2 separate regions of the Homo sapiens genome follow, and region 1 is linked to region 2. Evidence: chromatin contacts called from ENCODE Hi-C data. All regions are on one chromosome and are shown on one strand. The core of a region is the stretch at or near the end of the contact, and the rest is flanking DNA. Distances in the headings are between cores, read along the strand shown.

What was found. Hi-C counts contacts between places; a loop is a spot of excess contacts on that map. Pooled maps may share reads with other maps.
Region 1: a map with no recorded cell type shows a loop between it and region 2 (3-fold over the local background). The contact joins the enhancer-like site here to the promoter of ARID1B in region 2. A Hi-C loop is called at or near these places in 2 of 37 single-sample maps with no recorded cell type and 2 of 50 pooled maps.

The regions. Positions count from the first base shown.
Region 1 is chr6:157,558,141-157,564,239 of GRCh38, reverse strand. The region is part of intron 2 of ZDHHC14 (zDHHC palmitoyltransferase 14); the gene reads right to left. Among named protein-coding and RNA genes, the nearest start is that of MIR3692, 32 kb to the right of the region's middle. RefSeq lists enhancers at 2,063-2,142, 2,263-2,342, 1,452-2,425, 2,703-2,832. Within about 2 kb of position 2,589, at least 6 of the 41 ENCODE cell types and tissues checked have a DNase peak (open chromatin) inside an H3K27ac peak, as active enhancers do.
Region 2 is chr6:156,772,825-156,779,664 of GRCh38, reverse strand. It overlaps ARID1B (AT-rich interaction domain 1B), which reads right to left and starts at 2,287. Exons shown (of 20, transcript NM_001374828.1): 1 at 194-2,287. The coding sequence starts at 1,984. LOC115308161 (a long non-coding RNA gene) reads left to right here and starts at 1,147. Exons shown (of 2, transcript NR_163974.1): 1 at 1,147-1,419; 2 at 2,234-3,305. RefSeq lists silencers at 1,034-1,263, 1,514-1,583, 1,654-1,803, 1,954-2,193, 2,214-2,563 and 3 more and an enhancer at 535-1,070.

The sequences.
Region 1 (6,099 bases), core at 1,340-3,839, 780 kb before region 2:
GCCCCCGCCCTGCCCCAACTATGAGTGAGCAGGCACCAGCTGTGACCACCATGCAAGAACAGTTCTAACTGAAGAATGTGAGGTTGGATTTTTTTAAAAATCTGGTCAGCAGAAAAGGAGTTTCTCAATTCTTTTGTCAATTTCACTAAGGAGAAATACGATTCTGAGACATTCTTTGAATTTCCAGCCCAGTTTCCTCTCTGCAAGGGCCCTGACATCCTCAGAGTGAAACCTGGTAGGCTTTTGCTTTCTGTCTGGCCCTTGGGGTTGGTCTGCAGACAGGGGTTCCCCCTTAGGGAGCCACTCAGAATGGCTAGATTTGGGGATGACTGAATTCAGCCTGAAGCCTATGAGCCCACCAGAGCACACTGTTTCGCTTCCATGCAGCTTCTAGAAAAGTCCCAGAACTGCAATGCAACTGCAATGCAACCTCACTCACCGCAGCCCCACAGCCTCAACTAACTAACCTAGAAGTCTGGCCTTAGAGTTCCCCGGGTGTTTGAGGTCTGGACATCTGCAATCCGTGACTTGTGCCTCTGGTCCTAGTTCGCACTTAGTCCTGTTCAGTGCCCACCGCATGCCCCTGCTGGCTGGGGACACACTCCAATCTTTTTTACATCCTATGTAAAGAAGTGACCAGCTTTGTTCTGGATACACACAGTGTGGATACACGGAGCTGCTGGGGCTGGCAAGTGCTTGCCATGGGGTCTCTCTAATAAGCACCACCTGAGAACCAGGTATTGGAGGCATAAGAGCACACACTCCCACTTTCAACAGAGAAATTCCACTCCGGGAAGGGGGAAGAAACAAAACAGCCTCCCCCAAGTCAGAGCAGGGCAAGGCAGAAACCAGCCACTCCTGGGTGATCTCACATCACCCGGACCTGCTCCGGCTCCTCTTCTGGCTTGGAGCTGGGGAAGAGGCACGCTTAACGCCCAGGCAGGCCAAGCTCGGGCAGGGGCCTTTCCAGGAAGCATTGCTAAGCGGTGGCCGTGGTGTTTCCTGGGAGGGCAGGCCTGGCCAGTACTTCTGCCATCCAGGCCCTTGAGTCAACCTGGCTGCCTTCCCCTCCAGCCTCCAGGCTTGTAGTGGGAGCAAGGACTCTGCCTTAGTTACCACCTCCAGGAGTCCAGCCCAGCTCCGGGTGCCTGGGAGACACTAGGCCCTTGTGGAGCCGGCTTCTTACCGCAGGAAGACCATGAACCCTACATCCACATGGCCCCAGCCTCCATGCCGCCTTGCTCCCTTTCACCTCCTGGGCAGCCTCTTGTCAGGAATGCACAGCTCTTGCAGGGCAGGGGTGGGGTTGGGGAGTTCTAGGTTCTTCCTTGACCTGGGCACAGTGGGTGCTTGGGGGGCGGTGGGAGGCGGGAGGGAACCGTTGTCCTGAGCAGCTTCCTAGCTGACACAACCTCCATTTTCTGAGGAGGCTGCCCCTCTCCACAGCACTACACTTCACACACATAAAACGCTCCCTATATATGTGAGGATATTTTAAGTCAGTGACTCTCAAACATTACTGTGCTAGATGCAGATTCCCAGGTCCTGTCTCCAACAGACTCTGGGTGGTGAGCTCAGGACTGGGCCTGGAACCTGCCTGCGAATGAGCTGCTCAGGTGGCTCATCGAGTGTCTGCTGACCTCAGCGAGAGGCAGCAGCTTAGGGTCCCCTCCCTCTCTGTACCTGGAGAAGTGGTAGTCTTCACAGACCCTCTCGGGAGCCCCCACCCCAAATCTGCCTAGAGAATCGCATGGAGAGCCCAGCAGCAGCCCTGGCCCCACCAACAGAAAATGAGGGGCCAGCCAGGGACAGCGGAACAAGGCAGAGACCCCTCGCCACGCTCACAGAGCTTCTGGCCCAGGAGTCCCAGCGTCCACCCTGGGAGCTTCTGCAGCGCCTTCTCTGAGGCTGCACCAGCTGTTCTCACGGCTAAACCCCAGTTGGGCATCCCTGGTCCCCACTTCTGCCCTTCATTGCCCAGGGCTGTGGGTGTTGTGGTCACAGATGGACTGACTTATAGGCCCTTCCTCTCTCTTCTCATGGTTGCCAACCAGGCTACTGCAGGTCCCCACAGCCCCTACGCCCCCAGGCTGCAGCTGCTCCGTCTGACTGCCCCACACATGTTTTCTGGATACCTTCAAGCTGCATCTTCTGCCCCTTCCCTGTGAAAAGCTGTGTGAGTTGAGGAACTGAAATCATTTTGTTTATATGTTATAAACACCCAGGTTTCTCACTGAACCCACAAAAACCTCAGATACTAAGGGAAAAAAAGTATCTAACCCTCTGAGAACATCTATGTATTCTGCGTTTAACTTTTAAATTCAGGGCCCAGCACAGTGGCTCACACCTGTAATCCCAGCACTTTGGGAGGCCAACATGGTGAAAACCCCACTTATCTACAAAAAATACAAAAAATAGCCGGGTGTGGTGGTGCACACCTATAATCCCAGCTACTTGGGAGGTGGAGGCAGAATCACTTGAAACCAGGAGGTGGAGGTTAAAGTGAGCCATGATCACGCCACTGCACTCCAGGCTGGGTGACAACAGTGAAACTCCATCTCAAATAAATAAATAAATTCAACTCAACAATTCAAGAGGTCTGGGTGAGAGCACCTGCTCTGTGCCAGGTGTGCGTGTATAGTTTCTGTTTCCTAATTATAAACTGAGGGTGGCTGCTTTGTCATTTTTGTCCCCCATGTGTATCTGAGCGCCGGGACAGCAGGTCTCACATGCGCGCCCGTCGGACACTCTACCTGCTGAGTCAGAATTTCCAGGGGAAGGTGCTCACTTGTATATGTATACATTTTATTACTGAAAATAATACACACGGTAAGAAAAAAAGCAAGCAGGTAAACATTTCCAACCTCCACGGGATTCTATTCTGCACTACGATGGCAGCCTTCAGCCTAGACCGTGTCCTGGCACGTGCCAGCTGCTCAGCAGGTGTTTGATGAAAACTCAGCATGGCCTCTGAGCTTTGTCCCTGGCCCTGACCCCAGCAAGGCATGCTTCTTCCACACACGGGATAGATTGTTTTCAATGAAGCAGAGTGAATGTCGTTCTCAGGTGTAGTTGCAAGAAGCCACACTCAGCAATGCTCTCTGAGGCGATTTCCAATAAAGGACCGCCTTGCACAGGGCAGCTAACACCCCCACGCTCTGAGGACCTGGGCTCCCCGAAATGTCCTTCTGCACTCTGCATTTAAATGCTGACTATTTTTTGGTTTTAGTTTCTTATGGGCTTCCATTCCAAACAACTCATTACAGTCTTGTTCAATTTCTTCTTTCTCATGTTCTAGTGGGTTCGTGATTAGACACGCCACGCCTCATAATGTTGTGCTTGGATAAGCAATCTGCTATTTTCACAGCTTCTTCAGGTTAATGCATCCGTTCCTCATAATGCTTCTGTGAGTCAGGCAAGGCCGTGGGATCCCATTATCCAGATGAAAACACAAAGCCCCTAGAGAGAATTCGTGATTTGCCAAGGCCAAGGCAATGAGTAAGAAGTACTGCTTAATAAATGTTTGCTGAATGCATATCTATTAATGCTAGAGTTTATGTAATGACATTTACTGATTTTTTTTCTTCTAATTATAAAGGTAACACATGCTCATCATAGGGAATATCAGAAACGTACAGAGAAAAAAACTAAAATTACTTGCCAGTCCAATCACAAAAAAAAACTTGTTTATATTTCCTTATAATTCCTATATATATTAAGATCCCAATGTACATCCAATTTTGTATTTTGCATATTTTCATTGAAATTGTATAAGGATAACTTTTATAAGCCATTAGATATCTTTGATATCAATATTTTAAGACGTTCTAACAACGTGGCGTTTACAGAAGCAGATTGCAAAGGTGATTCACGAGGACGTGGTGGTTGGCCATCTCTCTGGGATAAGTGGTCTTCAGCCGGGCACCTGCTGCCCCACAGGCTTTTGAAGAAGGTGTACTGTAGCTGTTGTGTAGGCAACTGATGTGGCAACAGTCGGCCCCGCTTCCTGGCTGACACGCTCTTCTCCAGGACAGCTTTGCTCCCCAGCAAGTGCAGCAAAAATTCACTCCAGAATCAGTCACTTGCCTCTTTCCGTGGGCATGACTTTAGAGCCATTGGCTTTAGAGCTGAGTTGGCCACCACCCTGTGCCTGCATGAGTGGAAAGGTATAGTGTAATTCATCATAGACGTATAGTGTAATTCGTGTATCCATTTCCCTCCTGGTATGCATAGAAATTGCTTCTACTTCCTTTACACTATTATAAATAACTCTATCATGAACATCTTCATGTTTATTTTCAAGTAAGGTTTCTATTTTGCTCCCTGCAGCCCTGTCCATGGGGGCCTATTTCAACTTCTTTCACAGTGAATTTTTTCCATCATTTTATTATTTTGGTTCTTCATGTTTATTTCTAAAACTTGACACAATGTAGAAAGACAGCTCCTAATTCTCTCTCTGTAAATCCAGACGTTTCAGAGCTTTCCTTCCAGACTCTTTTCTGGACAAAACATTTATAATGGGTCCAACTCCAAAATAGTATTCATGACAACCTGGAGCTTGAAGTGGGGAAAAACAAAACAGTGAAAACAATGAATGGAGTATGTCTTTAACTGAGAATGAGAAGAAGTGCCAGGAAACATGAGCATGCTGTTATTCCAGGAAGATGCCCTTCAAGATGGCAGGGTGGCTGGGCTCTCCTTGGGAGACCTGAGGGCAGTTCCAGCTTGAGCGGATTCTTTCCACTCATGCAGGCACAGGGTGGTGGCCAACTCAGCTCTAAAGCCAATGGCTCTAAAGTCATGCCCACGGAAAGAGGCAAGTGACTGATTCTGGAGTGAATTTTTGCTGCACTTGCTGGGGAGCAAAGCTGTCCTGGAGAAGAGCGCGTCAGCCAGGAAGCGGGGCCGACTGTTGCCACATCAGCTGCCCACGCAATAGCTACAGTACACCTGCTTCAGAAGCCTGTGGGGCAGCAGGTTCCCGGCTAAAGCCCACTTGTCCCAGAGAGATGGCCGACCACCACATCCTCGTGAATCACCTTTGCAATCTGCTTCTGTAATCACCATCAGTCTCTCTGTAGTCATAATTGTCAAAGTGTGCAAATAGTTATTAAAATATTGATTAAAGAAAACCAACAACCATTTATCATCATGGAAGAGTGGTTGTTAACTGCTTTTATCTCGGCAGAGCTTCATGGGGAGCTTGAAAAAGCTCATTGTTTGTGTGTTTTGAGCTGTAAGAGTTGGGAAGTGTGATTAGACTCAAAGGGCTCACTTTCATTTGTATTAGAGAGCTGGGGGGAAATCCACCCTCCGAGGTTGGGGGCTGAGCAGCTGTGCCTGCAAGTCCTGCTTCCAGATGCTTCTCCCCTAGAAAGTTCCTACAGCAGGGAAGAGGAATCTCTGATCTACATTACTTGAACTTTGTTTTATTGTTTGTTTGCTTTTTTTTTTTTACCACCAAAGTTCACTTGGTGATTTTTGCAAAATGCCATCCCAATCATTTTTGTTTTAGTAATGACTCCTTACAACCACCCTGTGCACTGTCAAGTGGAAAAACAGAATCATAAGGGCCTGAAATGAGGATCCCAAACAGAAGACATAAAACCAAAAACACAATTCTGAGTCTTTCATTGCTTTTGCCTGAATCCAATCTTTCTTTACTGATGGGCCATTGCTTTTCTTATATTAGAAATTCCTCCTCTCCACAAAATTGGATTCCATGTTTGCACCAGAGTCATTAGTTTTGTTTTCCTCTAGACTTGGTAACAGCTGGGTGTCAGCCCTCTCGATTGGCTACTCTTGTCACTGAACGGCCTACCTGTGGGCGCTCTGGGTGATCCATGGCTCTTGAACAGTTTCCCTGTGTAATGCAGACTAGCCAGGTCAGAAATGAACCATCAGAATACCAGGCATCTGTCAAAAGGGGATCAGGGGGACATGAATGTCACCTGGCTCAGAGTAATTATCAGCCATTTCTGGGAATGGCAGCATGTCGGTTGAGGAGTTTAGATCTATGCTGTCCAAGGTGCTGGCCACTGTCTGCAGGGGGCTCTTGGGCACACATATTGTGGCTAGATCTCAAAGATTTAGTACAAA
Region 2 (6,840 bases), core at 1,038-3,537:
CTGGACAGCGCGCCGGCCCCCGGGGCGCCCCGACCGCGGCGGGAGGCGGCCGCCCGTCAAGATGGCTTTGGGCGCCGCGCCCCCGCCGCCCCCGCGGGAAGACGGGGAAAAGTACGCGGCAAAGAAAGAAACTCAGGCTCGCGGCGCGGCGAGGCCGCCGGGCGGAAGCAGGCCCGGCTGGCGCGAGGGTTACCTGGGATCTGCCCATGGTCGGTCCGGGGGTGCCGGGGCTCATCGCCGGGTGACTCCTTTGTTGCGCGGCCGCCCAGGCCGGGCTGGCAGCGGCGTACTGGGCGCCCATGTCCTTGCCCAAGCCCATGCCCGCGGCCGCCTGCTGGCCGCCCGCCGCCGCCCCCGCCGCCGCCGCCTGGGACTGGGGCTGCGACGGCGGCGGCGGCGGCGCGCTGGGGCTGCTGTACTCGGGGTAGCTGCCGCCGTAGCTCCGCATCATGGGGCTGGGCGAGGTGAGCAGCTGATTGAGGGTCGGGGTGGCCCCCGACGGGTGCTGGTTCTGGCCGGCGAAGCGCTGGAAGCCCCCCGCCGCCGAGCCGGCGGCCGCCTTGCTGAGGCTCGCGGCCCCGCCGCCCCCGGGGCCCATCATCATGCCGCCGCCCTGCTGCCGGGGGGAGCTCAGCACCCCGTACCCCGCGGACGAGCCCCCATAGCCGCCGCCGCCGCCGCCTCCTGCTGCTGCCGCCGCCGCCGCGGCCGCCGCCGCCACAGCTCCCGCTCCTGCTCCTCCTGCTCCTGCTCCTCCTCCTCCTCCTCCTCCTCCGCTGCCTCCTCCTCCTCCGCCGCCGCCGCCGCCGCCGCCGCCCGCGCCGGGCCGGCTGTAGCCCGGATAATGGTTGCACTGGCTGTTGGGGTACCCTTCGTGGGAGTTCTGCAGGGGGTCCATGCTGCCGGGGGCCCCGGCGGCGGCGGCGGAGGCGGAGTGCATCATCCCCATCCCGGGGCTTTGTTGTCCGCCATGTTGATCAAAGCAAGGCCCAGCGCGGCCGCCGGGGCCGCCGCTCGCAGGGGCAGCGCTGCCATAGTAATTATTAAACTCCGGGACGGCCGCCGGGCCGCCGCCGCCCCCGGGCACGGCGACCGGCGGCTGCTGCGTGCCCAGGGCGCCCAAGCCCGGGTGCTCGTAGCGGCCGCCCGCCGGCTCCCCCATCTTGGGCGGCGCGTCGTCCTCGTCGCCCGGCTTGCTCAGCAGCGGCGGGCCCGGGGGGTCGGCCTGGCCGCCCGCAGCACTGTCCTTGGCGCCTCCATGTTGCGGCTGCTCCATGTCGGGGCCGGGCTGAGGCGCGCCGCCGCCCGCGCCGCCCAAGCTGTTGTTGTTGGAAATGGGATGTTGCTGTTGCTGCTGCTGCTGCTGCTGCTGTTGCTGCTGCTGCTGCTGCTGCTGGAACTGGTTTAGCTGCTGCTGTAGTGCGTGGTGGTGGTGGAGGTGGTGGGCATGGTGGTGGTGGTGGTGGGCATGGTGGTGGTGGTGGTGCTGCTGGTGGGGCGGCGCGGCGGGGGCTTCGCCAACGGTTTTCAGTTTGTGGTTGGGGAGCAGCCCCGTCTCCATGGCCGAGCCCGGGCCCGACGAGGAGGAAGAGGATGCCGCCGCTGCCGCCGCGGAGGAGGAGGAGGAGGAGGACAGCGCGGCGGCGCTTCCACCCTCCTTGAGAGCCGCCTCGGAGCCGCCGCTCTTGGCGCTGTGGGTGCCGGCGGCGGCCGCGGCGCCCGCGTTATGGGCCATGTTGAGTTCGTGACGGGGGAGCAGGGGGTGGTGGTGCACACTGTTCAGGCCGCCGCCGCCGTCGCCGCCGCCCCCCAGCATGGGTCCCGGTGCCGCCGCCGCCGCCGCCGCGCCGCGCGCCCCCGCCTCCAGGTCCCGGGCTCCGGGCGCCGGCCGCGGCCCGGGGGGCGCCCGCCGTTCGCCGCTGCCTGCCCGCGCCCGCGCCCGCGCCGCCGCCGCCGCCGCCGCCGCTGCTGCCCGCGCGGCCATGATCGCCGCGGCGTGGCGAGGCCGGGCGGGGGGCGGGGGGAGACAATAACCCCCACTTTTCAGGCCGCGGCCCCTCCTGTGCGCATCCACGCGGCCCGCCGGGAAGCCGCGACCCCCTCCCCCTCCGCAGGCCCCGCCGGAGCGCCGGGCCGGGCACGCCTTACGCTCTGGGCCTGCTCCTGCTGTGTGCTTTCATGGTGAAAGTTTTTAGTTCAGGTTTAAATGAAACTTTTCTCTTTTCCTCTCTAGCCCGGATATGGGTAAATACACGACTAGCTGAGCCTATCGGGCCCAGCATGGCTTGAGAGGCAGCGGGCGAGCTCGAGCAACTATTATCCACTTCGCTCGCATTACTCCCGCGCACTCGCAAAACGCGGACTGGACTCGTCCCCGGGCCGCCGCCGCCCGCCCCGGCGCAGCCTCGCGGGACCCAGCCGGGCTTGGGCTAAGGCTGGGGCCGGGGCCGGGGCCGGGGCGGCTCGGCGGCCGCTCGGAGCGCGGCGGCGTGGGGCGGCCGGAACCTGCACTTTCCCCCCGGGCCGCTGTCTCCTTGCCAACCGGGCGTTCGCATGTTTGTTTTCACGTCTAAAAGGAACGATACAAAGGTGGAAAACGAGTCTGACGAGCAGACAAAAGAGGGAGAAGGGCTGGGAAACAAAGTTGTCTATTGGCCTCAGAGGTTACAAGGAGCCGACGGAGAAAGAAAATATTTAGGCAATCTGCAAAAGCACGGTCTCTCCCAGGAGTTATGTAATTTTCAGAACGTTCGCCTCTGCCTTGATTTCGGGCCATCGGCGTAATTCCCACAACTTCTTCCAACTGCAAAATTAGGAAAGATTTGAAATGAAGGTTAGCCCCGGTCAGAGAGCCCTATGGCCTGTACCCAGTAGGTACTCAATAAATGCTTATGACTGACTGCACCCGCCCCAAAGAGAATGTTTACATAACTCTTTTTGAAGGCACCTTAAACACGTATGTAGGTTTGTCAGTGTATTTCCAAAGGAATATGTCCACGTATTCCCAAAGGAGCATTTTTCTTACATGCACTTGGATGTCCTCTGTGGAGTATGTACAGTGGTGTTTTCTGCGCCAACTTTCACATGAACATTTAACTCTTGGTGCCAGAACAGCGACAGCTATGGGTTAGCTCGTATCTTCATAAATCTATATGACACCTTTCATCATGTTTCAGAGCTTCGTGTGCACAGTTAACCCTCTCGATATACATTCATTTCAAAGAGATGTGGAACGAAACTAAAATATTATAGACATTATATTTAATAAATATAACTTCAATAATAATATAAAACAGTCAACTCTAGTCCTAATGTAGAAATGTTCCATACTTTGTTCTCTTAAAAATTGGTGTCTATTAACATTTTATAATGTTTTTAATATTTGCATTGTTATTAATGTTTTCAATATGTGCATTGTCCCCTAGTAACATTTTAAAAAGCAAGACTTCTTAACCTTAGGCAATGACCCACTTGTACTAGTGTGGACTCAGTTTTCATTGAGAGAAAGCATTTAAAACCTGGCAGAAACAATACTTACGGTTTTGGTAGAGTATAGTTTTCCAAAATTATTTCATTCTTCAGCTTTCCATAAAAACTATTTTAGTTCATTTCCACTGCAGCAGTGGTTATTTGTTTGACCAAGTGTAAATATGTTACATGACTAAATAGAAAAGGATTGATGGGAAAACTGGTGACTAATTGGGGTCGGGGGGAGGGAATCAGGTGCACACCCAAGGGTCATTATAGAGTGTAGAAACAACAAATTGCAATTCTACGCAAACAACTGGAAAACGGGATATATCATCGTGTGTTAGAGAGAATAACAGAACCATAAGATGAATTCGTGCCAAATCATTCATCAGTTTTTGCCAAGAGAATACTACATCTTTGTTAGTGTGCCTTTTTGACATTTTTTCCTGGATTTTCTCCCTTTATATATTCAAATACATACTAATTATACGCATTACACCACAGAAGTTGAATTTTTAGTTTTTCATATGCAAATATAAATATATGTCTGTTTTGTGTGTATATACATATATTCTAAAATCAATTACATATTTATGCTTTTAGACATAGTCAAACTAAGTATGTACACATCATCCTAAAAGTGCATTTTTTCAAATTGATAAAATATATCAAAGTCAGTTCATACAAGTGTAGCCATATGTTGTGGCTTATTTTCACAACTAATCCTAAAAGGGAAAATGAGTCACCAAGTTCAGCTATGGCCCTTTTCCTTAAAATATTTTTTCATATTGGCAAATCGTGAAACTAAAAAAAAATTAGTAGAGAAGTCAAAATCTCTTTTAATTCCATTTGCTTCAGCAAGTCAACTAGAAGATTGGAACTAAGAGACTATAAAATAGAGGCCCCCAGCACAATGAAATCAGTCTGCTATAAAAGGCGACACATGCCAGTTTTTCCTCCCCAATGGCAGATGCCACACCCTAAAGCAGACAGAAGGCACTGCAGCCTGTAGGAGAAGCACAACACAAAGCCGGCAGGACTTGGTTTTGTCTTTTAAACCACGGAGAATGCTAAAATACCTTTCTAAAGCATCTTTGCTGAAGATAAGAAGTGCACTCGAATTTGCTCAACTTTTCATACACACCTCAGGAAAACAAAATAAAAGCCTGTTTAGTTTCATTTAAACATCCAGGGCTTAACAAACAAAACACCAATTGTCAGGGGTCTGTTACAAAGTGATGAAATAGGTTCCCATTACACAAAAGCACAATTTCAACCACAGGTTCAAATTTCCATTGTGTTCCTTGCCTCAACTATCTCATATGGCAATTCTACCTTATTGTTTCTTTTTGATGAAATAAGGTACTAGAAATCACTGCGCTCATTTTTCCTAATGAATTCCTTAATTTTACACCTCTTGCCTAAATTTCAAACCACAATGACAACTTTAATAAGTTACCCTAACCACAAAGAAGCCATGAGGGGAAGGCCCGGAGGCTGCCCGCAGCCACCCTGGGTTCCAGCCGACCTCCCACCCACAGGGTGCTCCCCACGCCCTCATGTTTAGCCAGAGGATTACCCATTATTTTGTTAAACATTCCTTTTTGGTTACAAAAGACTTTTTTTTTTACTGTATGGAAATATTAATATTCAAATACTGCGCCTTTTGAATAAGTTTTAGGGCACTGAATAAAAGGCTCTTCAACTTGGCCACTTAAAGGGGATTGAGCCAGATGGTAGTTTAAGAATTCCACAGTTCTGTTCTTTTTGCCTCATCGTAGCCCATCATACTCTGTTTGCTTTCAGATTAGTCCCCTTTTACTGTTCTACTTATTTATTCGATGACTGAAACTATCACGATTCACTGCCCATCATATTTCTAACTATTCTTTATGTAATTTGGAAGCAATTTAGAATAAAGCCCTGTCAAGGTTTTACAAATAAGAACTATTAAAGAATAAAGCTTTGGATACTTGCTTTCCTTTTAGATTTATGAGAAATGCGATGAATAGAGCTAATGGGATTTCCCTACTGATCTTGGTCAGGGACTTAAGAAAGCACGAAACAATTGTCCTTTTCACTTCTCCGATTTAGACGTTAGCAGTGAATAACTGCGTCACTGCAAGATATGGGATGTAGCATTTGATTTGAAACAACTGTGCAAATCAATTAGGTAGGATTTGAAAAAAAAAAAGAAGCCTAGGCAAAAAAAATAGTTCAAATTTGGGAACTATGGCAGACGGTAGCACTAATAAACTTACTAAGAAAATTATTGTGGGGATAATAAACCTGGATGGAGATACACTGCATGTAGTCATTCAACAAATTTACCTAGAGTCTACCTTGTGCCATGCCTTGAAAATGAAAGATAATTACCTTGGTCCTGTCCTTCATAGGGGAGATAAACAATTAACAATCACTCATACCTACTAAGGTCTGCCCCTCAATGTCACATGGGATTTGGCCAGTAAAGAAGCAAGCTCAGACCTTCCCCATCCCGCAGCATTTCCTGCAGCGGAGGCTTGCTGGCTGCCATTAGCGGGCAGCTGACCCTAATCCTCCCGCTGACACAACTCCGACTTGACACCTGGAACCCACCACTGTGGAGTCTGGACTTCCAGAACCTTAAGTTTAACATCAGGCTACTACAGTTTCTCTCCAAATTCCTTAGAAACATAGTAACACCAGTGAAATACATTAAGAAACACCTTACTACATTTTAATACATTGTACTTTTTATTTTATCCTGGACTGTCCGCTTTTGAATGACTTTATCACAGCCTCATTTATAAATTTCTTGTAACTTTTAGACAAATGTGTGTTCAATGGCTGCTTTTATTTCCAGTACTGTCCTCAATCATTTTGCCATTAGTGAAAATCACTTACTGAGCACCTACCAGTGTTTTTCAGTATTCTACATCACATCATGTAGTCATCTTTGTGGCCGTTCTTAGTGATAACATGCTGCCTGGCTGGCTAAAGGTCCTGCATAGGTAACTCCACTCTAGTTCCTCAAAATAAATATTTGGGTAGTAAGCATATATAATCAGGTATACAAATAAGTCACTTGGCAGTTGAATCACCTCAGTTTTCTAGAAAAGTTTCAGGAACTTACCTGAAGGCCTTCTAGGTCTCTCACAGATAATGATTAATTGCTTTATAGTACAGGTAAACTTTGAGAATAAGACTATGTTTCAAAAACAGTAAGTCCCAAATAACAATAACTCGTGCATTAATGGAGCGCATTCCTCGTTTTTAGTTCACCTTGCTTATACCTGATGACTTGGTTTCTAATTCATTATGCGAGTCAGTGAGCACCTTTAAGGGTTTATGACAGTCATCTAATTGTCTTGGTCAGGGCCAAAGGAC